3 separate regions of the Homo sapiens genome follow, and all the other regions are linked to region 2. The links are chromatin loops, found by intact Hi-C in ENCODE. Cell type or tissue: Caco-2. All regions are shown on one strand.

The links. Hi-C counts contacts between places; a loop is a spot of excess contacts. Peaks named below come from ENCODE experiments on the same cell type or tissue, not always from the same donor. Only the 100,000 strongest peaks of a DNase experiment are listed, where the experiment ranks them.
Region 1: it touches region 2 in a loop (3-fold over the local background); 6 of 110 quality-filtered maps call a loop at or near these places.
Region 3: it touches region 2 in a loop (4-fold over the local background); 63 of 110 quality-filtered maps call a loop at or near these places.

The regions. Positions count from the first base shown.
Region 1 is chr1:171,156,720-171,164,719 of GRCh38, reverse strand. The region is part of intron 3 of FMO1-AS1 (FMO1 antisense RNA 1); the gene reads left to right. It also overlaps the pseudogene FMO6P. Among named protein-coding and RNA genes, the nearest start is that of FMO2, 25 kb to the left of the region's middle. In Caco-2, no CTCF peak of the experiment used is centred here; DNase peaks (open chromatin) are centred at 3,549 and 4,329.
Region 2 is chr1:171,206,763-171,214,762 of GRCh38, reverse strand. It overlaps FMO2 (flavin containing dimethylaniline monoxygenase 2), which reads right to left. Exons shown (of 9, transcript NM_001460.5): 8 at 6,973-7,045; 9 at 2,077-5,969. The coding sequence ends at 5,618. All of the region lies in intron 2 of FMO1-AS1 (FMO1 antisense RNA 1), which reads left to right. The region is part of intron 1 of LOC124900413 (a long non-coding RNA gene); the gene reads left to right. Among named protein-coding and RNA genes, the nearest start is that of FMO2, 25 kb to the right of the region's middle. In Caco-2, no CTCF peak of the experiment used is centred here; a DNase peak (open chromatin) is centred at 4,162.
Region 3 is chr1:170,962,505-170,970,504 of GRCh38, reverse strand. It overlaps MROH9 (maestro heat like repeat family member 9), which reads right to left. Exons shown (of 22, transcript NM_001163629.2): 7 at 5,250-5,354. Among named protein-coding and RNA genes, the nearest start is that of MROH9, 31 kb to the right of the region's middle. In Caco-2, a CTCF peak has its summit at 3,277 (motif pointing left); no DNase peak of the experiment used is centred here.

The DNA.
Region 1 (8,000 bases), 50 kb after region 2:
AGTGCAAATTAATATTATCCATATGATTGAATAAAATATCAAGAAGTCTGAATTACAAAAAAGTTTCTAGTTGGCTCAAATAAACTAAGTCTGAAGGGCTCAGCAGTCCATTTAGCCAACTTTCACTACAGTCTTTGTTGAGGAGAACATCCCTCTAGTACTAGGTCTGAGGAGGGAATGAGATTCTCACACCCTGAAACATGTTCCAGAAAAGAGACCCCCACTCAAAATATTATTTTTCTTGTTCTTCCCAAGTGTCTCTCTCCAAGATTCCAGATTAGTCTTCATTGGTAGTCCCCAGATTGAACAGAGGACTCAGAAATATGTGCATAGGATATTTGGAAAATCAGCTTATAATTCTTACAGACTCTTTCTGTTACACAATCTAGCATCATACTAAACACAACACAACACTAGCATGTGTGTACACATACACATGTACACAAGAATACTTTGGAGACACATCTGGTTTGAACCAATTTTGATTACTAGGATAAATTATACATATTCTAAAAACAAATTGAGATAGTTTGGTATACATTTTTCTTTTCAAGTCTGAACTTTTTCTACTATGACTTATCCATCTCTCCAATTAGACAAATTGAGTTAGAATATTCATCCTGCTTTTATTAGATACAAATAATGTGGATGTCATAAGTATCAATGTACTTACTGTATTCTTTCCTAAAGGAATATTAGAACTGTTCTTTTTTTTTATTATACTTTAAGTTTTAGGGTACATGTGCACATTGTGCAGGTTAGTTACATATGTATACATGTGTCATGCTGGTGCGCTGCACCCACTAACTCGTCATTTAGCATTAGGTATATCTCCCAATGCTATCCCTCCCCCCTCCCCCTACCCCACAACAGTCCCCAGAGTGTGATATTCCCCTTCCTGTGTCCATGTGATCTCATTGTTCAATTCCCACCTGTGAGTGAGAATATGCTAGAACTGTTCTTAATTTTGATGAAGTTCAATTTACACAATTTTAAAAATGAATATTGTGCATTTAGTATTGTATCTAAGACATTTTTGCCTAACCCAAAGATTTTCTTTTTCATTTTCTGCTAGAAGTTTTAGGGTTTTAGTTCTATAATCCTCTTTCAGTTACTTTTTGTATATAGTACAAAGTATTGACTGAAGTTTTTTTTTTTCCATATTGCATGATATCCAATGGTTCCAACATCATTTGTTGAAAAGACTCTCCTGTCTTTACTGAATTTTCACCTTTGTCCATATTGTGTGGTTCTATTTCCAGACATTCCATTCTTTTTTATTGACCTATTGTTTATCTTCACACCATAACATACTGACTTGATTACTGTAGCTTCATAAAATAAGAAATTCTGAAATCAGAAGTCAGGTAGTGTTAATGCTCCACATTTGTTTTTTCTTTTGAAATGGAGTTTGGCTCTTGTTGCCCAGACTGGAGTGCAATGGCACAATCTCGGCTCACTGCAACCTCCGCCTCAAGCGATTCTCCTGTCTCAGCCTCCCGAGTAGCTGGGATTACAGGCATGCACCACCACGTCTGGCTAATTTTGTATTTTTAGTAGAGATGGGGTTTCTCCATGTTGGCCAGGCTGGTCTCGAACTCCTGACCTCAGGTGATCCGCCTGCCTCAGCTTCCCGAAATACTGGGATTACTGGCGTGAGCCTTTGTGCCCGGCCTTTTCAAAGTTATTTTTTAACAATTCTAGGTCCTTTAAATACCTTATACATTTTAGAATCAGTTTTCAATTTCTATAAAAAAGCATGTTAGGGGGTTGATTAGTATTGCATTGAAATTATGGATCAACTTGAGGATAATTGACATCACCACAATATCGGTGGTTCAACCCAGGATATAGTGTATCTCTCCATTTATTTAGACCTTTAATTACTCTCAGCTATGTTTTTTAGCTTTCAGTGTATGGTTTTTACCTTTCTTATGCTGGCTTATCCTAAATATTTCATATTTTTGGATGTTATAAATAATAGTTTACAATTTTCTAATTTTCTACTGTTTACTGTTAGTATATAGAAATATAATTATTTGTTCTGTAATTTTTATGTAGATTTCAAAATAATTTCTGTATAGACAATTATGTTGTCTAAGAATAAAGAAAGTTCTACTTCTCCCATTCCACTTTTGATATCTTTTATTCCTCTTTTTTTTTCCTTATTGCACTGGCTAGAAACCCCAGTAGGATGTTGACTAGAAGTGGTGAGAACCAAGGCCTTTATATTGTTCCTGCTCTTAGAAATACAGCGTTTAGTTTTCCACCATTCAGTATGATATTAGCTGTAGGTTTTTCATAGATGCCCTTTTTCATGTTGAGGAAGTTTCCTTCTATCACTTTGTTGAGAGTTTTCTTCAGGAATGGATGTTGGCTTTTGTCAGATGCTTTTTATGCATCTATTGAGATGATCCTATGGTTTTTCATTTTTAGTTTACAAATGTGGTGAATTACATTGACTATTAAACCAACATTGCTTTTCCAGAATAATTCTTACTTGGTTATGCTATTCATTTTATAAACTGTTTGATTATATTAACATTTGTTAAGAATTTTTGCATATATCTTCATGAAGGATATTGATCTATATTTTATTTTTTTAGAATGTGTTTGTCTTGTTTAGGTGTCAGGGCTATGATGAGCTGAGGATTATTCTGTCCTCTTTAATCTTCTGGAAAATTTTGCATATAGTTGGTATATTGCTTTCTCAAATGTTTGACAGAATTAACCAGTGAAGACCTGGTTCTTGGCCTGTTCTTTGTGGAAGAGTTTTTAAACTACAAATTCAAGTACTTTAATAGATTTAGGTCTATTCAGGTTATATGCTTCTTCTTGGGAGAGCTTTGGCAGTATGTATCTTTCAAGCAATGTGTTCATTTTATCTTCGTTGTTGTATTGGTATAAACTTATCTCTCTATGTTGATTTAATGTCAATAACTTCAGTTAATATGAAAAATACATTGGTTAATATACTATAATGGACAAAATAAAATGCCTTTACATTTTGTTAAACTTTGTTCAGCCTGAAAATCTGTGCTCATGCTTATTCAACTTCCTGTCTTATCTTAAGCATCCCCAAATTTGCCAATTCAGCATGTGAAAAGCCTTTTAGAGAACAGATTCCCAACAGAGAGAGAGAGGCTGAGTATTTTCCATTTTACTTATACTTTAATTCAAATGGGCCAAGACTGATTTTCATATCTTCAGGAAAGGAGAGAGGAACTATGTTGTGATTGTGTGTGTGTATGTGTGTGTGTGTGTGTGTTGTATTGTGTGATTACACTTCTATGCTGAATTTTGAGACCTCAAAGACTTTCTCATTAATAAAATGTAAGTGTAACAGCCAGAAGGAGTAATGGGAATGAAAGCATTTTAAGCAAATTGTAAAAGGGATGGGGTCGCTGAACTTCACTGACAACTCTTGTCCTGGTTGGCTTCACTGTCCGGTTCCACTGGGTCAGGATGGCATTTCTGGCCCCATCCCACTTCCCTGGTCCCATCAGTCGAAACTGGTATGGGCTGCAAGGGCCAAAGTACACCTCCAGGGCCAGGCGGGGATCTGTCAGGAAGAGCCATGGTATGTTAGGCTTGGCCCCTATGAAAGAGCCCAGCTCATCCACATATGTGATGTAATCTGTCTGCAAAGTCTGGCTCTGGCCAAACATGAAGAAAGAAGAGAACATACTGGAATAAGTGTTACAGTTGCAAATAGGAGCATTAATTTCTTATTTTTTCTTTCAGAAAAATAACATTTTAGATAGCACCTCCATTTATGCCCTCCTTTTCCACAAAATTGAATTTATTGTTTTTTCTTTAGCTAAGTGAGCTGCTTTTCTCCTCCTTCCTAATCTCTATTTGAGTTTGATGTAATGTTGGACTTTTGCCTTTGACCATGTGGCCTGGAGTAAACTGACCCTCTGGTTTAAGGAGACTAATTAACTTAGTTTACTCATTAACACATAATTATTCTTTATAAGACATTGCTTAGAATCTGCCCCAATGTTAGACTTTCAGATTGGTTTGTTTAAAAGTGAGATCATGGATGGTTTTAATACTCCTGTAATCTAATAATATAAATTGTTTCATACTAAAGAAAACAAAAAATATTTTACTGCAAAATATACACTTCGTTGACAGATTTTGAGATGGCTATTCAGAGGGCCTGCAGACAGAAACAGCCCTGAAAAGCTGCCTTTTGTGAAGGAGATTTTTATCTGTGGAGAAAATAAAAGGAAGTAAACAGAAGATGGAAACTAGGCTTTCTCGGAGGCCTCCCTTGCCCACTCTAGGAAAGATTAACTTGCAGGAGAGAGAGACTGAGAGTCAGGCACTGCTGAATGTCTGACAGAGAAACTTTCATCATAGGCTACTGACTCTGAGAGTTGCTTTCTGTGAGGTTTCGTCTGCAGAACAGGACAGCCTTTGTTTGACATACTTTCCTCCCTTTAGTCTCCCATGTCCTGTGATGTTACCTCTGAAATCACCTTTAAAAAAATTGTGACAGTGAAAAAAATGTGAAAAAAAAAATGTAATTACTCCATCTTTCTTCTAATCTCCAAGCTGCCATTATTCATTCCTGAGCATAGGCCAAGCTAACTATGGGAGACATTTAGTTTACAGTTTAACTTTGAAACAAAGATGGTAACAGCCCTTTCCCAAAACAAACCCCCTCCTTGCTTGGAGATCAGACTGCTTTTGTAGAACTAACAAATTAGCCACAAGATAAGAAATTAGGGCTCAGGAGTCATGCAGTCAGAAGTCCCCAATTGCTCCTATGGATAACATCACCATTATAAAACCTACCATTGGTGCTCAAGATATTTTTCAGACCCTGCATTCTGATGGGCCGGCTGGCACTACCCAGACTGGTAAACTGGTTCATCTTGTCATGTGGTCTCCTCCCAGGAAGACCAGAAGACAAGCTTTGACTCCCTATGGTTTCATCCCTGACCCAACCAATCAGCATTCCCCATTCCCTAGCCCCTGACTACCAAACTATCCTTAAAAAAATCTAGCCTCTGAATTTTCATGGAGGCTGATTTGAGTAGTAATAAACTCCTGTCCTTCCGTTTAGCTGGCCAGACCCCAAAAGAGGGTTCTTGGACCTCTCACAAGAAAGAATTCAGGGCCAGTCCATAAAGTGAAAGCGAGTTTATTAAGAAAGTAAAGGAATAAAAGAATGGCTACTTCATAGGCAGAGCAGTGGCATGGGCTGCTCAACTGAGTATACTTATAGTTACTTCTTGATTACATGTTAAACAAGGGGTGGATTATTCATAAGTTTTACAGGAAAGAAATGGGCAGTTCCCAGAACTGAGGGTTCCTCCCCTTTTTAGACTATATAGGGTAACTTCCTGATATTGCCATGGCATTTGTAAACTATCACAGTGCTGGTGGGAGTGTCTTCTAGCATGCTAATTCATTATAATCAGCATATAATGAGTAGTGAGGACGACCAGAGGTCACTTTTTTCATCATCTTGGTTTTGGTGGGTTTTGGCCAGCTTCGTTACTGAATCCTGTTTTATCAGCCAGGTCTTTGTGACCTGAATCTTGTGCTGGCCTCTTTTCTCATCCTGTGACTAAGAATGCCTAACCTCCTGGGAATGCAGCCTAGTGGGTCTCAGCCTCATTTTACCCAGCCCCTATTCAAGATGGAGTCACTCTGGTTCAAATGCCTCTGACAGCTGTGTGTTTATTAAACTCTCTCTATTGGAAAAACCTGCTGTTCTCAGGGCATCAGCTTTTCTGGGCAGTGAGCAAGATGAATCTGTTGGGTGATTACACCTCCCCCAAAGCCCAGAGAAACTTGGTCTAATCTGTGTTCTTTGGACTTATTAATTTCCTCTGAAAAATCATTTACTTTTACACTTCCATCTCCCCTAACCCCAGTGAAGAGAATATTTAAACATGAATGATCTGGCCCTCCTTTGAGTTCATGTTTTGTAAGGCTCTCATGCACACATGTGCACGTAATAAATCTGTCACGTTTTCTCTTGTTAACCTGTCTTTTGTTATAGGGGTGTTGGCCATTACCTTTTATGACAGAGAGAAAAGAGATCACCTCCTTTCCGCCTCTATAGTTCTTTTAGTTGGAATATGGTGTAATTTGCTTTTTGAAACTCTGAAGAGCAGCTTATCATTTAAGCAATAAGATGAACATTTTAACCTCTCTATTTCCTCATTTTTATTTCTACTGGGCTCTAAAGGAAAGGGTATCAAGCTGCATGAATTGTTAGCACATAAAAGTGCCCAACTCTGCAAGTTGTTCGTCAACTGGCTGAAGTTGTGCAGGAGAGGTTTTGTTGAATCTGAGGGTTCCATTTCTTTTCTTCTCTAGGCCCTGAATGGGTGACTACATTGTGGCATTCAATGTGAGAGAAGAAAAATAGCTCAGAGTAGTTTGCACTATGTGAGGTATGCAAAATTTATCAAGCTGAGAGAGCCACGTGTATGGGACTTGTCATGCTGCCCTCTACCAATGCCTGGCGGCAATTGTTAAAAGGCATTTTTATTCCTGACTAGCTGTCTCACTCATCATCTTCATGTTCGTAGAATTTGTGATACGAAGAACAGTATATAGCCAATCAATAGCTTATATAATTTTAATGTAAGTTCTTGGTAAACAACTTAGAAGTTGACTCTTTTGTATTTCCTTTAAAAAACCTACTTGTAACTGCTGCCAACGGAGTGCATATTCAGGGCAATTTGACTCTGTGCTCCTGGGTTGCAGTCCTCAAACTTGGCCCAAATCAATTCTCTTTTTATATTAAATTTGCCTCAGTGTTTTCCTTTAGGTTGACATATCAATGCAATGTTAAATGCTTGAAAAAGTAAAGAAACTTCCTATATCAGTTGACTTTGGAAGAACTGAGGGGTTAGGGGCATTGAGCCCTCTTGCAGTCAAAAATCCATGTATAACTTTTGACTCCCCAAATACTTAACTCTTAATAACCTGTTGACTGGAAGCCTTACCAATAATGCAAACAGTTGATTAACACATATTTTATATGTCATACGTATTAAATACTATTCTTACAATAAAGTAATATGGAGAAAAGAAAATGTTATTAAGAAAATTATGAGGAAGAAAAAATATGTTTACTATTCATTAAGTGGAAGTGGTTTATCATAAATGTCTTCATCCTTATCATCTTTATGTTGAGTAGGCTGAGGAGGAGGAGGAGAAACAGAAGGGGTTGGTCTTGCTGTTTCAGGGGTGGCAGAAGCGGAAGAGATGGAGGAGGTAGAATTGGGGGCAGGAGAGGCAGGCCCATTGGTGTAATTATGGAAATATATTATAATTTCTGTCTGACTTTGCTTTTTTATTTCTCTAAAAATTTTCTATATAGTAGTAATCCTTCCTCTATCATTTGCTTTAGTTTCAGTGCCTGTATCATAGAAGGGTCCATGTTATATAAAAGAAGTCAAAAGAAGTCTTAAATAACTGGAAACTGTCTGCCAGATGATCTAATGTCAATTTATTTCTGGCATGGCTTTTTCTATGTCTTCGTTCTCATCTGGCACTGCTTTGGAAGGACTCATCTCCATCAAATCATCTTTTAGTTCCTCTAGTGTGGAATTAAAAGTGTCTATTAGTGGTGTCTATTAGCTGTTGAATTTCTCCATGATCCATATCTTGAAACCCTTCACCCTCACCTTTTTATTTTGCCATATCCATAATCTTTTTCATGATTTCTGTGACTGGTCTGTTGTAAATCCTCTGAAGTCATATATAACATCTGGACATAGTTTTCTCCAGGAGAAATATGTTGTTTTAGGATTGATGGCTTTCATGGCTTTTTCTATAACAATTAGGGCATCTTCAATGGTATAATCCTTCCAGACTTTCATGATGTTCTCTCTATTGGGTTATCTTCCACAGCATTGACTATCTTTTCCATAGAGTATGGTATGTGATGAGCCTTAAAGGTCCTTATGACTCCCTGATATAAAGGCTGAATTAGAATGTTGTGTTTGGGGGAAATTAGACTACTT
Region 2 (8,000 bases):
GCATCCTGAACCCCTGGGACTCCTTTAAAAAATGCCTTCTTTTTTCCTTTTTCCCCCTCAGTTCTCTCTTCACAAATAGGTAGTTGCATCTTCATACTATGAGACACTCACATCAGATGCATCCTCCAAACTGGAAAGAGTTAATTTCCCAAACCTTAAACTGGTTGGCTTAGGATTGGGCTCAGGGGAAGGAAACCCAGAAGCCCAACATTCCGGCAAAAAGGTGAAGTTTTTTACTTTAAACAATTTTTTTTTAACCAGTCAGGCTTTTGGCCTCCCTCTCCCTGTGCAAACTGGAAAAAGACCTTAGAATTTTTGAGCTGTCTTTGTCCCTCCCTTTGTTTTGCTTTGATATATGTTTTCTAATAACCCGGTTTGTTTGTCCTTGCCTTCAGGCCATCGAACTCCAAATGGTCATGCAACCAGAGCCTCTGACAATGGCCCCTTTTGCCAGGAACCCTTAAATAGGCCTCTGAGGAAGCTCTGACTGCCGTTTCCCCAAAACAGTGCCACCTGTCAGCAGGAAGCTGTTAAGATTTGTCTTTGTCCTTATCCTTATTTTAAGGGCAGTTAGATGTACTTCTTTAGAGGGGGGAATGAGACAGCCAAGTGGGAGAAGGTCCCTGGAAAAACTCCAACCCACCTGCGCACTGGGGTGGAGCCTCAAAAATTTGCACCATTTGTAGTGGGGAGGAGCCTGGCCCCTCCTCTTCCCGTGTGGAAACTGGAGTTTGAACTCCAGGGCAGGAAGCACTCTAGCAAGGGACTCCGGCCTTGCGGAGAATCCCTGTTTCCTTTTAATTCTTCCTTTTTACTCAATAAAGCCCTGTCTTACTCACCATTCAAATTGTCTGTGAGCCTGAACTTTCATGGCTGTGGGACAAAGAACCCCGACTTTAGTTGAACTATGGAAAAATCCTGCAACAGCACAAAGCAAGACCAAGTGCCGCCATCTCTGTAGAATAGTAAGTCACATGGTTTGGCCGGAAAGCAAGCATGGTGGGCATAGCAGTGGGAGGTAAGGCTGGGAAGATAGGTTACAATCAATTAGAGAGTTTTGAATGACAAAGGAGGTGATAAACCTGTGGCAGCCATGAGAATGTGCCTCATGGATCTCTAATATAGTTAGTACAGGCAGTATAATTGACCAAGCTCTTCAGCTGCTGTACTTGAGATACATTTCGGTGCTTGTGCTAAGTCTCGCTTTCCTATGAGCTGTTTTCAGCCAGTGGGTAAGTATGTTAGAGAGACTTGGGACACCTTTGGTGGCTTGAAGACTTCTCAATGGTCCTGATGAATCTTCCTTAGACTGCACAGCAGTCTAAGATGTTTCTACCCAACCTTTCTCCCCTCTCTTTTTCACTCAGTGTCAGACTTGTGTTGCAATCTGATGACTCTTCCAGCTTTTCACTCCTTTATTTTAGTCTTCTTTCAGTTACTATAGCAGAATATATAAAGCAAAATAAATTTATTTTCTTTTACAAAGAAAAGAAATGTATTTCTTATAGTTCTGAAGGCTGGGAAGTTTAAGATTAAGGAACTGTCATTTAATTGGCCTCTGGTGAATGTCTTGATCTGCACTATGACATGGCAGAGAAGTGAAAGAGGAAGTGGGCATGTGGAAGAGGAAAGAGATGGCTGTCTGAATTCCTTCGTGATGCTGGAACCTCCCTGACCCAAACACCTCTCACTAGGTTCTACCTCCCAACACTGCTGCATGGAGGAATTAAGTTTCCAACTCATGGACTTTTGGGGGACACACTCAAACCTTAGCATACTCTCTCCTTATTTTCCTTTATACGGGTATTTTCCTTAATAAAATCCTTGCATATTTAGTCTCATTTTGACATGTGACCTGGATTAAGTAGAATCTAGTCTTAGAAGCCTTGTACTTAGCTTCATTAATCCATTTAGTCACAGGGCATAATGGGCAAGAAAGTGAGTCCTGTTAACACATTCTGCCTCCTTGGAAACAGCCAAAGTTGCAGGTCAGGAGCAGCAGCTTCCCGGATGAAAGACTGATGGTACAAAAGAGGCTTCCCTTTTAATCCTCATTATAATGTGGATGCTGGATTCTTTCTGGGTTAAGCATTTTCAATCTTTATTATTTGAAATTATTGTTTCAAATTTTATTACATACCATGGCCCTAGTATTTTGTTTAAAATATCTTTATTTTTCTGTAAAGAACAAGTGTGCCATATTTAGCTTTTGATAGAAAAAATTAAGAAACTATCATAAAGGGAATAGCTAAAAGAAAGGTTAGTAAAGGGAGCCATCACAAGGAGAGATTTTGGAAAAGGGTGGTGTCTTAGTCCATTTTGTGTTTCTGTAACAGAATATCTGAGACTGGGTTATTTATAATAAACAGAAATTTATTTGGCTTAGTTGTAGAGGCTAGGAAATTCAAGACCAAGGGGCCAGCATCTGATGAGGGCCTTCTTGCTGTGTCCACCCACGGCAAAGGTGAAGGCAGAAGGGAAAAAGAGTGTGTGAGGAAAAGAGGGAGCCAAACTTGCTTTTATAACCAACACACTCCTGAGATAATGGGATTAATCTTTTCATGAGGGCAGAGACTTCACCTAATCACCTCATTAGGCCCCATCTCCCAATACTATTGCAAGTTTCAAACACATAACTTTGGGGGACATATTGAAACTATTGAAGGTGATAACCATTGACATTCTTTACAGGAGAAGAACAAAAATTGTAAACTGCAGTTGGAGGACCAAGGCTGAACAGAAGGAATTTGTCCTTGAAGAATGGGAAATTTCATGGGCTACTCTCTGAAAGCAATTTTTATTTTTATTTTTGAGAGATCTCAAACTAATGGTTTCTAGATTTAATGTACACAGGAATCATCTGGGGAGCTTATGAAAACTGTGGATTTCAGCAGAGATTTCCATTCAGTAGGTTGAATTATTACTATGTTTATATTCAGGAATCTTCACTTCTATAAGCTCCCTGAGTTATTGTGATGTAGGTGGTCTGTGGCTAATATTTTGAAACAAACTACTCTAGATGGTTTTCCTGGGATAGTTTGATGTTCAGGATATATGGAGGCAGAAGGATAGACTGATGAGCCTTCTTTAACCTTTGAGTCAACCTCAGAGGTAGGGTTCTCTATAAATAAACTATTTACATTTTTCAAAGATACCAGAACATTTGGAAAGATTTTGAGAGATTTCTAAAAATTTTAGGGATATAAATTTAATAATATTTTCCTAGTGGAGCTATATTTCCGCACTGATTTAGCATTAACCTGACAAATGCTTTTCAATCTCTTCCACTGTAGAAGTAAGATAACAACCATAGCTACTAAATGGGTAGTGATAATGATGAAATAAGGCAAGTTATGCAAAATGGGACAATGCCTTACATATTATAAAGCAGGAATTATCAAACTTTTTCTGTAATGGGTGAGAATGTAAATATTTTAGCCTTGTGGGCCACAGAGATTCTGTTGCGACTACCCAACTCTACAATTGTAGCTTGAAAGCAACCACAGAAAATAAATGAATGAGTGTGGCTGTGTACTATTATAAAATTTTATTTACAAAAACAGATAGTGAGCTAGATTTGGCCCACAGGCAGTGGTAATTCACTGACCCTTGCTATAAAGGCTTGATAAATTTTATTAGTATTATTAATACAATGACTTACAAATAATCTTTAATACTTAACAAAGCAATATATTTTTTAACCAAGAACTAAGTATATACCTCATTTACAATTATTTTAAAACAAATTTGCTTATGGGAGCAATGAAAAAAAAAATCTTGCCTGTAAATTCTGGTGTAACTTAATTGAATTTTAAAGAAAAAGTTTTAACTACAGAGACTGACTGACATTCCATTGTTCTACGTCCCTGAGGGAGAAGTACCTTAATTGAATTTTAAAGAAAAAGTTTTAACTACAGAGACTGACTGACATTCCATTGTTCTACGTCCCTGAGGGAGAAGTACCTTAATTGAATTTTAAAGAAAAAGTTTTAACTACAGAGACTGACTGACATTCCATTGTTCTACGTCCCTGAGGGAGAAGTACAGGCCAAAATGAAGAGCAATGTTCACAAAGGCTTGGTAGAAATAAGAGGAGAAATTTGCTGGAATCTTCAACATCTCTGACCTTTGTTCTCTCTTGGAAGGGCTTGGTTTGGACTCAGGACAGAGCTTATCTTCCAAAGCACAGTTCAGGGAAGGAGCAGCTGTAACAAATGTTCCCTTAGGAGATGTTTGTCTATTATGTTGCTTAATGTCTATTGACATTGAATTGCTTTTGTTTGTTTCAGACTTCAATTCTAAAAAAAGTTTGTCTCTGCTAACAGACCAGTATACTTCCTTTTACCAAATGTTAGAGGTTACATATTGTTTATTTAGCTTTTTGCCTTAGTTATCTGTAAGACTGGAGTTAGATACAAGTGTCAGTCATTATAATGCTTTGCATCTACTTGAAAGATACACTTTTTTTCCTCAATTCTTATTTTTCCAAAATGTCAAAGATTATCCTAAATGTTATTGCATAGGTATCTTTCATTGTAAATTCCTTCAGATGCTTTTTAGATCTAGCTGAAATATAAATCAAAAATTATAAATAAAAGTAATTTGGTCATATTTGGCAAAAAGAATGCTGTTTTCTATGTAAAGGGCCTCCCAAAGTAGCAGATGTATGGGTATAAATAAGATAAACTGTTAGTAAATTCTTTATAAATAATGAAGTGTTTTGTAAATAAATATATTACAAGACAACATTATGATCTTTAGTTCTAGAGTTCAACAAATCTGAGTTCCAATTCCAGCTGCCTCACAAGATCAGCTGCTCTGAATCTTAGTTTCATCATCTGTGAAATGACTATAATAGCTGTAACCATTTCACAGAATTGTTGTGAGAATTAAATGAAATAATACATATGATATGCACATAGCACAATGTCTGGCCTATGATAAACATTAAACATATATATTTGTTAGGTAGCTATTATGGCATTTTAATTTTAATTTTTCCAGCAGTATCTCTGTCAAAATATAGGAAATGTGGCCATTTGCTTAGCTCTTAATATGAGGTCCTAAAAGTTTATCTGAGCATCACTGATGTTTTCTAAATCTATCCTCTCACTTTTTTGTCTAGTAGTTTTGAGTGATCCCCGACTGAGCAAATGAAACATGACCTAACATCTGAGAACTTTGTTACCAAGTAGGGTGGATAGAAGACCATCAGAAACATTGTTCAGGAGTTTTAAATATTTACCCACAATTTAAATTGTCCAATAATTTAAACCATGGGCTGCTTTTCATGCTGTGTAATTCTACTATTTTTCCATACAACTCCCCTATATCAGGGTTGGCAGCACTACTTACCTGAGCCAGTCTTATTTTATTTTACATTTTGGTAACTTTGGTGAACTGAGGGAAGCGTGGAAAGGCAAAATTTCATGACAAAATTTTGGTTTTGTACATATGCCTAATTCTGCTAATTCTTTACAATTTCCCCCTTACCTGTACTACCTAACTCTAAAATCTATAATTAGAACATGAATGTAATGTTTTTTCTTCTAGCCTTTTTTTTTTTCTTTAGGAGGTAGTGACTGACAAGATAATAAAGCCCAAAGCATTATGCTGACTAGGACCATTGAAGTTGGCAAAAAAAGGCCACAACAACAGCAAGAAGGCCCAGGATTTTCAACAGAAAAGAAACTGAGAAATTAGATGAATCCTTCAGGGCCCGAGTCTTGAGTGGCTTCAGTATTCTTTGTTTCTGGGTGAAGATGGCATTTCTGGCTCCTTCCCATTGCCCAGGCCCAACCAGGCGATACTGATAGGAGTTGCAGGGTCCGAAATAGAGTCTCACAGCCAGTTTAGGATCTTTGAACAAGAGAGAGCAGAAATCTGGCTTCGCACCTATCTCTAAGGCGAGCTCGTCCAAGTAGTCAACATAATTGGTCTGCAACGTCTGGCTCTGGCTTTCTCCAAACCTTAGTGAAGAAAGTAAAAAGGGAATGTTCACAGAATGTTCTAAGTTTTCTAGAATATTAGGCATTCAAAACTGCTAAAGGAATGAAGGAATGAGTGAATATGTGAATGAGTTTTCAATGAATCTCTGGTGGAAAGTTTGAGTTTATCATACCAGGAGGCTCATATCTCAGATTGAGAATACGCCCTCAAATAAAGAGCCATGAATTCATGGATGCTCTAGAAATGTGACAAGATTGGTAACCATTGTTTGGCATTTTTTAAGCGGTGGCAAATCTCCAGGCAAGTACATGCTAGCCAGGGCGGCTGCAGGAATTCATGAGATAATGCATATGAAAGCATAGCTTGGTGTCTTGCTCAAAGGAGATGCTTAATATTTGCTTGTTAAATTACTAAAGTACCTGGCAGTCTGGATGGCGTATAGTAGATACTCAATCAATCTTAGGTAAATTTGAATTTGAACATGAGAAAACTCTTTACACCTGATGTAAGCCCCAAATCAACTTTCCAAGGGTACTCGATCACTGTTGAACCTCATTTTACCTCATCACAAAGTACAAATCCTTGAACCTTCACACCAACCCCTTCCTAATTTATTCTGATGGGGATTCTCTAACTTTTCACAGCTATTCAAGCTACTATCACCACCACTGTCTCATCCTATTCCCTCTCTAACCACAGAGTGTAGGTGGCTTGAGAAGTTATGGAATCTGACATAGGCATCATATACAACTGAAATGAAATTAAGCCAAGGAGAAGTGCTCTGATTTGGTACAATTCTTATCTTTAAGTATTTGGTTCTTAACCTAGTATGTATAAGAATCGCTTAGGAAGAAGATAAAAATGCAACTTTTTAGCCTCACACACGGAGTTTCTGATTCAATCATCTGGGCTATAGCCCAGAAATTTGCATTTTATCAGGCAGCTAGGTGGTTCTTGTAAGTAGTTAGATCACTGTACTTTGAGAAACACTGCTTCATGTAAAGAATTAAAAAAAATTCTTACAGGTCAATTCTTTTTTCATTCCTTTTGATAATGTCCATCATCATAGTTCTCTCTGAGGGCAGGCTACACAAGCCTAAGGAATAAAAGGTTGGTTTGAATAGTAAGTTTGAGTCAATATCATTACTTTGTCTAGTTGTTGATTCTTAAAATTAAACTCTGGACATTGAACCATGTCATACCAGTCAGGGCTTCCGTGCTGTTGAACTTCAGGGGGTGCCACCCCCATAGCACTCTATGTGACACTGTCCAGGGTGCACAGTCTACGGCATGGACTACAAGTGGAGAGGGCCAAGAGAAGAGGCTGGAAAAGGGAAGTGTGTCTGGGAGCCTGGCAGCCATGACTAGTGGTTTGGGCTCTATCCTGAAGGTGACAGGAGGCCCCAAATCAAATCAGTGGAAGAGTATTCTGAATGAAGTGAGAAGATCAGATTTATTTTTTGGAAAGATCTGTCTGGCTGCTGAATTTAGGAAAATGGACTCCAGGGAGGCAAGCCCAAAGCTGGGGAGACCAGTAAAGAGGCTGTTGAAATAAACCTGGTGAGAGATGAGAGTAGGGCAGTAGAGATAGGGAAAGATTGATGCAGAAGTTATTACTGTGTGCTCATGACTCCATCGCCTGCCCACAAGTGTCCCCTGAGCTTTGGATGTGTTGAAATATGGTCAAGTCCCCTTGCCTAGAGTCATCAGACATCTCATGTTCAAGTAGTCCAGACCTGAGCTCCTCACTGAAGCCCTCCTGTCCAGACTTGCATCATTTTCTGCACACCCCCTCTGTATTCACAGCACTACTGTCCACCTGGTTTCCAATGCCAGAGATCTGTAAGTCCTCCTAGATTCCTCTCTATTTCTCTGACTTTCCCACATTGAACCAATTATAATGTCATGCTGATTTTTCCCTTAATGATTTCTCACATTTATGGCTTCCTTTCCACTTTGTATCTCTGCCCTGGCCCAGGATGCATCATATTTTAGCATAGGCTATTTCAGTAGCTTTCTCTTTCATCCCTGAGGCTGTAGTCTTTCCCCAC
Region 3 (8,000 bases), 240 kb after region 2:
CTGTGGCTTTGGAGAATCTGGGAGCAGACAGCCTCTGCTCTAGGCCCTAGGGGGAAATGCTCTCTTTGCCTGAATGTCCTTTTCTTTGGGTTTGCATTCCAAGTTTTTTTTTTTTCCCACTCGATGGCAAGATCTTAAAACCATCATTGTGTATGGGCATGAGAAAAAGGATCAAGTTTTCTCTCTCTACTGGGTATGAGAGAAGAGTAGTACTTCTCACAGCTTACCTCACTGAAGCTGAGCACCACTTACAGGGGATTGGCCTTACAGTCATCTTATATTACAGGTTTTGCCTCAAATGTCCTCTCTGATTATCCCTGCTCAGGAGCTTGTTAGATGTGTAGTTCTTAGTAGATGTTTTTGTAAATGAAGCTCCTAGTGGTTTCCTTCTGTTCTGTTTGCCAGTTAGGATCTATCTAGGTGTATGTCTCTAGCAGAGTATGTGTGGTCGTGCCTAGACTGCATATCCACTTACTGTCACCAACTAAAAAGGCATGTTTAGGAAGTGGGACATGACCCAAGGTAGGCTGAGAGAGGAGTAAGGCAGCGTGGATCGTGGAGCACACTGATGTATATCCTGCCAAGCCCCTTCAGAAGCGTGACAACCACAGTTACCCCTCCTCTAAGATGAGACTTTGAGAGCTTTCGGTATGATATATCCTGCCTTTATAGAAAATCTACCCAAGTACTAAAAAGAAGCAGATATTTAAAAACTGGAGAAAAGTAGCTTCTCGGTATTCACTCCTAAACCTAAGTATTCCTGCTTAGTTTTCTGGCCCTTTTAACTGTGCCCTTTCTTTGTAGATCTGGCCTCTCCAGTCCCTTATCTTAACAGTAATGATAGTGTTAAGTGCTAGGTTCCAGAAGCAACCACTTCTATGGTTTTCAGCTGCTTCTTCTGGAAGTCTCCCCTGTTTCTATAAACAATGCACCTTTGCTTCTAACATCAGTTTGAGACATTGTCTATCTCAATTCCATTCTTCCACTTCGCCACAATTCTCTCAATAGAGAACATTACTCATCATAGTATATTATTTTTAATTCTTCTACTTTTGTGTTTTACTAATATATTAATACTTTTATTTCTTGTTTCATAGAACAGAATAACAGAATAGGAATGTAACAGGATAAAACATAACAGAATAGGAACATAAGTAGAATCATACAAAATGTAGCCTTTTGTGCCTGGCTTCTTTCACTTAGTATAATGTTTTCAAGGTTTATGCATGTTGTAGCATGTATACAACTTGATTCCTTTTTTTGAGTGGATAATATGCCATATGTGTGTGTTAGATTTTATTTGTTCATTTATCTGTTGATGGACATTTAGATTGCACTTTTCAGCTACTGTGAATTTTGCTGCAATGAACACTTTGTACAAGTTTTTGTTTGAGAAACTGTTAAATTCTTTTAGGTATATACCTAAGATTTCTGTGTCAAATAGCAATTCTATGTGTAACTTGTTGGAGAACCACTAAACTATTCTCTGCACTTTAATTTTTGCACTTTTGAGCTCATAGCATTTACATTGTATTCAGTAACTTATTTAAGTTTTCCTGTGCTGGGTTTATAGATTAATTCTAAAAGTTGAAAATCAATAATATGGTCTCACCATGACTAGATAAAATTATTCAATGTATAGGCCATGCTCACTTTAGTTATATTTCCTTTTAGTATGTACCTATGTCTTTCGCATCTGTACCCTGCATTATCTCTTTATTTTATTTTTAAAATTATTTTTATTTTTACTTTTTTTGGAGATGGGGTCTCACTCTGTCACCCAGGCTGGACTGCAGTGGTGTGATCATAGCTCACTGCAGCCTAGAACTCCTGGGCTCAAGAGGTCCTCCCACCTCAGGCTCTCAAAGCACTGGGATTATAGGCATGAGCCACAAAGCCCAGCTGTCTCTCTATCTTTAATAGTAATTTTTTCTTTATTTACCCTTGTTGGTCTCTTTTATTTGGAGAGTTTCCCCAAATTTCACAAAGTGTGGTTGCTGCTTAAAATTTAAGGATGTAATGCCTCTTGATGGGGTTTTGTGTGTGAGCAAGGCTTGCCACCTGTTGTACTTTGTTTTAGAGCAACTGGGAGGGAGGCTGGGGTCATGCTGTAGTATAGCTAGACAGAATGCAAGACTCTTTTCTCAGGGAGCTTAACAATGGTTTTTGCAAAAGAAAAATTCTCAACTTCTGTCTGCCAATGTGTGTCAAGAGGAATGCGGGACAATGTAGGTTCTTCTGTACATGTTTTCAATTAATCCTTTGAATTAATGCATGTGTTTCCAGCCTGCCTTTGACTCCCAGCCCTTATCATTATTTGGCCTTTCATAACTCACTCTCTAGGGTTCTACAGGGCACACTACTTTTCTTTCAGCTAACTCCTACCCTAATGCTCATGGGTTCCCACCATTCAATTCCCCTGCCAGGTTTTATCTTCTACCTAATCTGTCTTCCAGAAATTTGTTGGCATCACTAGCCCATTGAAAACACTTCATTAATTCTTTTTGTTGCTGTGTATTTATACTTTTAAAATATTTTATTACCATCATTTTGTGGGGACTCTGGAGGAGAAGGAGATATATACACATGGGCAATTTGTTAGATTTAGCTGGAAACCCACCATCCATTTTTAAATGCTGATGTGCCAAAGGAACAAAGCTAGGAAAAAAATCTTAATGCTATAAGTTGACATGCTTAACTTACATTTCTTTGCCTGTTGAAAGTTGAACCATTTAATTGAAGGAACATGTGCTTTGAGTGCAGGAGTTTCTCTACCCTGATGGGCACATGAGTCATGTGAGACAAATCATCACTTTAAAAATGTTTATGACAAGATAAAAATGATAGAATTGTTCAATAGGACAAGAATCTCTGACACTCTGGAGGACCTAGGCTAGGGTTATTATGGAGAAAAAAGTCTATCCAGTGTAGGAACAGTACCAGATAACAAATGAGGTGGATGCACTTAGAGAAGGGTAGAACAAATATTCGTTGATGATATACAATGTGTCAGATACAGAGATACACAGACTAGGGCTGTGGGAATCTCAGATTTTAATTTGTCAACAGTGTGTTTTGATTTTTTTGTTTTGTATATTTGCCTCCCCAATTAATTTCACAGGCTTAATCATCTTTACAAGACAATATTTTAAAGAGAAAGCGAACTTACTGAAGTTTTATGCTTCCCTGATTGTGATGAGCTGGTTGATTCTAGCTCTAGTTTCAATGTTCTGGAAAATACTGAAGTACTTCCACCTGGTGGCACTTAGTGAACATTGCAGAACCGAGTAATAGGTTATTCCGTTGGGTTTCTCGAACAAATCTGAGTTATAGCTAGGAACTCTCAACTAACAATTTATGAGAACCTTCTGCTACACATGTGAATTTACATATTTATTCCTTTGCAGTTGAAGGATGGGATGTATGCAAAGGAGAATGAACTCTACTACAGTAATGGAAAGAAGTGATAGAAGATGAAACTCCAAAATGCCTATCTGCTACTTGAGTGGAACTCACTAGAATATATCAAATGCAGAGAGAAACATGTGACTAGGCTCTAGTCAAACAATTGTCATCAAATACTTGCTGAATATATAACACATTTTAGGAGCTGTGCAGAAAACAGTTTTGAGTGGTGAGATACACTTAATTTCAAGCCTCACTTGCAAAATTTTCAATGGTGAACCTTCTGGACACCAAATGTATAACTCGAGCTATTTTAGAAGTTAGAGAAAGGCTGCCTTCCCAGGTCAGAGAATCAGAAGATTGAAATAAGCCGCTCACTCTCTTTTTTGGGACACTGAAATAGGGAATTAGCATGATACAAAGAACACTCTGGACTGTGTCCCCCATCTAAGTAAATTGTATTATGTTCCAAAGCTGAGTTTAAACAAAATAGTAAAAATTCAGAGGTATTACAAAGCTGATCTAGATTCTTCATCTCAATAAATCTGGGGACTGCTTGTACAAGCAGTAGAAAATGGATAAAGATAACATCATGAATGCATGTTTCTCACCCTCTTTACTTTTATCTCCTCCTGAAGTGACTCCAGCAATCAGATAAGTAATTAGCAGAGTATGTTTACAAATCGCTGTGAAGGATGAGTTGGGAAACAGAGGCTGAATATACAGTATCCACAAAAGGGAAATGTTCATAGGTAGTATAAGGTTTTTGAGAAGGCAGGCCATGATGTCATTCAAAGTATAGACAAACTCAGTAAATACTGGTGATTATGACATACCTATTTGTTCTCCATCCGAAATGCAAAAATTAAAAAGTCTGATTGTATCCCAGTATTTGTGAAGGTGTGGGGAAATGGGCACCTTAATATTTACATGAATGCAAATTGGTGGACAATTTTGTGTTACTAAACTTTAACCTATCATACTTCTTTATCTGACCATTATCTTTCTAAGCCTTTCCAGGTACACACTCATGTACTTGCACAAAGATGCCTGTTTTGTATTGTTTGAAGCAGAAAAAAATTAAATGATACTTTAATGTCCATCAACTGAAAAATAGCTAAATGGATCATAATATGTCAAAACTATGGGCTATATACTGTATTTAAAATAATAAAATGAATCTACATATGTTGACATGAAAATGTCTATAGGATGTATTGTTTCAGTGAAAAAAAGCAAATTGTAGAACCATATGTGAATATAACTTTAGTAAAGAAACAATAAATAATAAAGCTATGTATTTCAGTGTGTGTTTTATATGTGGGTGTGCACATTGAAAGTGGTTTGTTAGGACACACATCATGCTGACATGGCTAAGGACAGGGTTGGTGTGGAGAGGATAGTAAAGGGAGATTTATGCTCTACCTCTAGCATGTTTCACAATGAAAGAACTTGAGGATTACTTGTATAAATTTAAAATAAATAACAGCTTTCAAATTATTTTAGGAAGTAATACATAAGAAGAAAGGTAAGGTTGGAAGGATTTTAAAGATTACAAATTGTGGTCTACAGAGGAAATTTCAGAGTCAGCAAGAATCTGGTTTTAACACCCTCATGCTCTTTGCATAAAGCATGATGCGTCTTAACCAATTGTTTGAGAAACTCTGTTCTGATTGACAAAAAGTCATGTGGGATATTGACTCCTTTTCTGATATCCCAACCAACCTACCAGTACAATAATACCAAGGACCTGTCAAGTACTGTTAGGACCCAAGACATGGAAAGCAGCACTATGGAAATGCAGTCTTCAGAATCAGGTGGCATTGTTATATTCTGTGACTTACGTATTTTCTGACTTTTGTGACTGTAAATCTTAACACCTTGTTGATGATCACCATTATTCTCTCTTGCAGATATGAGCTATCTTTACTCATCCACACGAGCATTTCCTGTTGGAAACATAAAAGTCATCCTAGAACCATGAAATTTCCATTTTCCAAGAACCTTTCCTCTATTCTTCAACTTCACCAAATCAGGCCTTCCTACATTCTCCTGGTTATTTCACACTTAACCTACATTTATCTCAAAAACACAGACAATAAGCATCTAGTATACTACTTCATCTACTATGGAAACTGTATCTGGGTTTTATTTTATTTTATTATATTCAAAAAGTATTTACTAATATCCACTATAATAGTCACTTTGTTAGGCACCATGAATAGTTCAGTACGAAGCTATGACATGATTACCAGCTGCTTTGCCTCCTCTTTTTCTTTCAAAGTATGTATTCTCCCTTTTATTTTTAAATGACAATCTGCCTTTCAGCTTTAAAGAGATTTAAAATCTTGTCTGATCCTGCAATATCATCTTATTCCAGAATTCCTCTGCCAATTCACCACTCAAATATTCTGGCTTATGGTTAGAGAGTACATTACCGGAGGCAGGTTGGTTAGAAAGTTCTTGCAAATTTTTTTTCAAATCTGTCTTAGCTGCACCTTCTAGCTGTTCTTAATCCTCAGAGGCAAGGACACATTTACAACCTTGAAAAGGGAAGAATACTGCATATGCCTCATATGCCAATCGCCATTAATAGCCTTCTTTAAGGCAATCTGTCAGGGTCTACTATATTTATGTCAATGGTTGGCCAAACCTCTTCACCTTTTCTTGCTCCCATTGTGAAAAATGTTTGAAGTCTATTTCCTAAGGTGAAAGAGTTTCTAAATCTCAGAGGGGTCAGCCTCTCTGCCTTGTCCTTTTCAGGAGTGAGGTTTCAGCCCTTTTTGAGAAGCAGGGAAGCTTTTAGGCATGGTAGGTATAAGAACAAAGTGGTTAAGTAACAGGCTTCCAAGCTAGAGGGGCTCCTCCACACATTAGCATTATATATATTATTGCTCCTTTCTCCGTTTTCATTTTTTTTAAATCTGTGAAATGGAAGAATTAATAGTAACCTCCTCATGGAATTATGTTAAGGATTGTATGAGATAACCCACATATTCAATTTAGTGCCTGACATGGAGTCAATGCTTAACTCAATAAATGGAAGCTATTGATAGTGTCATGGAGTGAATAAAAGAGCATGCATGGGCAGGGAAGGGGAGGATTCATAATCACGGTGAAGGGTTGTGAGGATAACAACTTTTTTTAACTTTTATTTTAAGTTCAGAGGTACATGTGCAGGTTTTTATATAGATAAACTTGTGATATTAAGCCTAGTACCCATTAATTATTTTTCCTTATTCTCTCTCTCTTCCCAACCTCCACCCTTTGTCAGGCCCCAGTATCTCTTGTTCCCCAATATGTGTTCATGTTTTCTCATCACTTAGCTCTCACTAATAAGTGAGAACATGCAGTATTTGGTTTTCTGTTTCTGTGTTAGTTTGTTAAGGCTAATGGCTTCCAGCTCCATCCAAATTCCTGCAAAGTACATAATCTTATTCTTTTGTATGGCTGCATAGTATCCCATGGTGTATGTGTACTACAGTTTCTTTATCCAGTCTACCACAGGTGGTTATTTAGGTTGATTCCATGTCTTTGCTATTATGAATAGTGCTGCAACAAGTATATGTGTGCATTTGTCTTTATGACAGAACAATTTATATTCCTCTGGATATATTATATCCAGTAATCGAATTGCTGGGTCAAATGGTATTTCTGTTTTTAGGTCTTCGAGGAATCACCATGCTGTTTTGTACAATGGTTGTACTAATTTACACTCCCACCAACAGTGTATAAACATTTATTTTTCTCCACAACCCTGCCAGCATCTGTTGTTTTTTGACTTTTTAAGAATAGTCATTCTGACTGGTGGTAGTTGGTATCTCATTGTGGTTTTGATTTGCATTTCTTTAATCATCAATGAGGTTGAGCTTTTTTTCATATTCTTGTTGGCCACATGTATGTCTTCTTTTGAAAAGTGTCTGTTCATGTCCTTTGCCCACTTTGTAATGGAGTTTTTTTTTTTCTTGTAAACTTAAGTTCCTTATAGATGCTGGATATTAGACCTTTGTCAGATGGATAGTTTGCAAAAATTTTCTCCCAATCTGTAGGTTGTCTGTTTACTCTGTTGATAGTTTCTTTCGCTGGGCAGAAGCTCTTCAGTTTAATTAGATCCCATTTGTCAATTTTTGCTTTTGGTCCCATTTGCAACTGCTTTTGGTGTCTTTTTCACGAAATTTTTGCCTGTTCCTATGTCCAGAATGGTATTGCATAAGTTGTCTTCTAGGATTTTTATAGTTTTGGGGTTTACATTTAAGTCTTTAATCCATCTTCAGTTAATTTTTGTATATGGTGTAAGGAAGGGGTCCAATATCAATCTTCTGCATATGGCTAGCTAGTGGATAACATTTTTTAAATGAATTAAAAAAAACAGCTCAAATTAGGCACAAATTAGCTTAATACATTTTTATTTTCATTCAAATTCCTTTTTGTATTCATAAATACCAATACTGCTTCTTTACTTGTATGTATTTATGATTTATACAGCTCATAGATGCTCCTGGTAGGATAAATCCATCTATTTTTCCAGTACTTCTGGACAGTTGGCCTCTGATGCCAACATGTTAGGAATGCAAAGTTGAAGACCACAAGACATG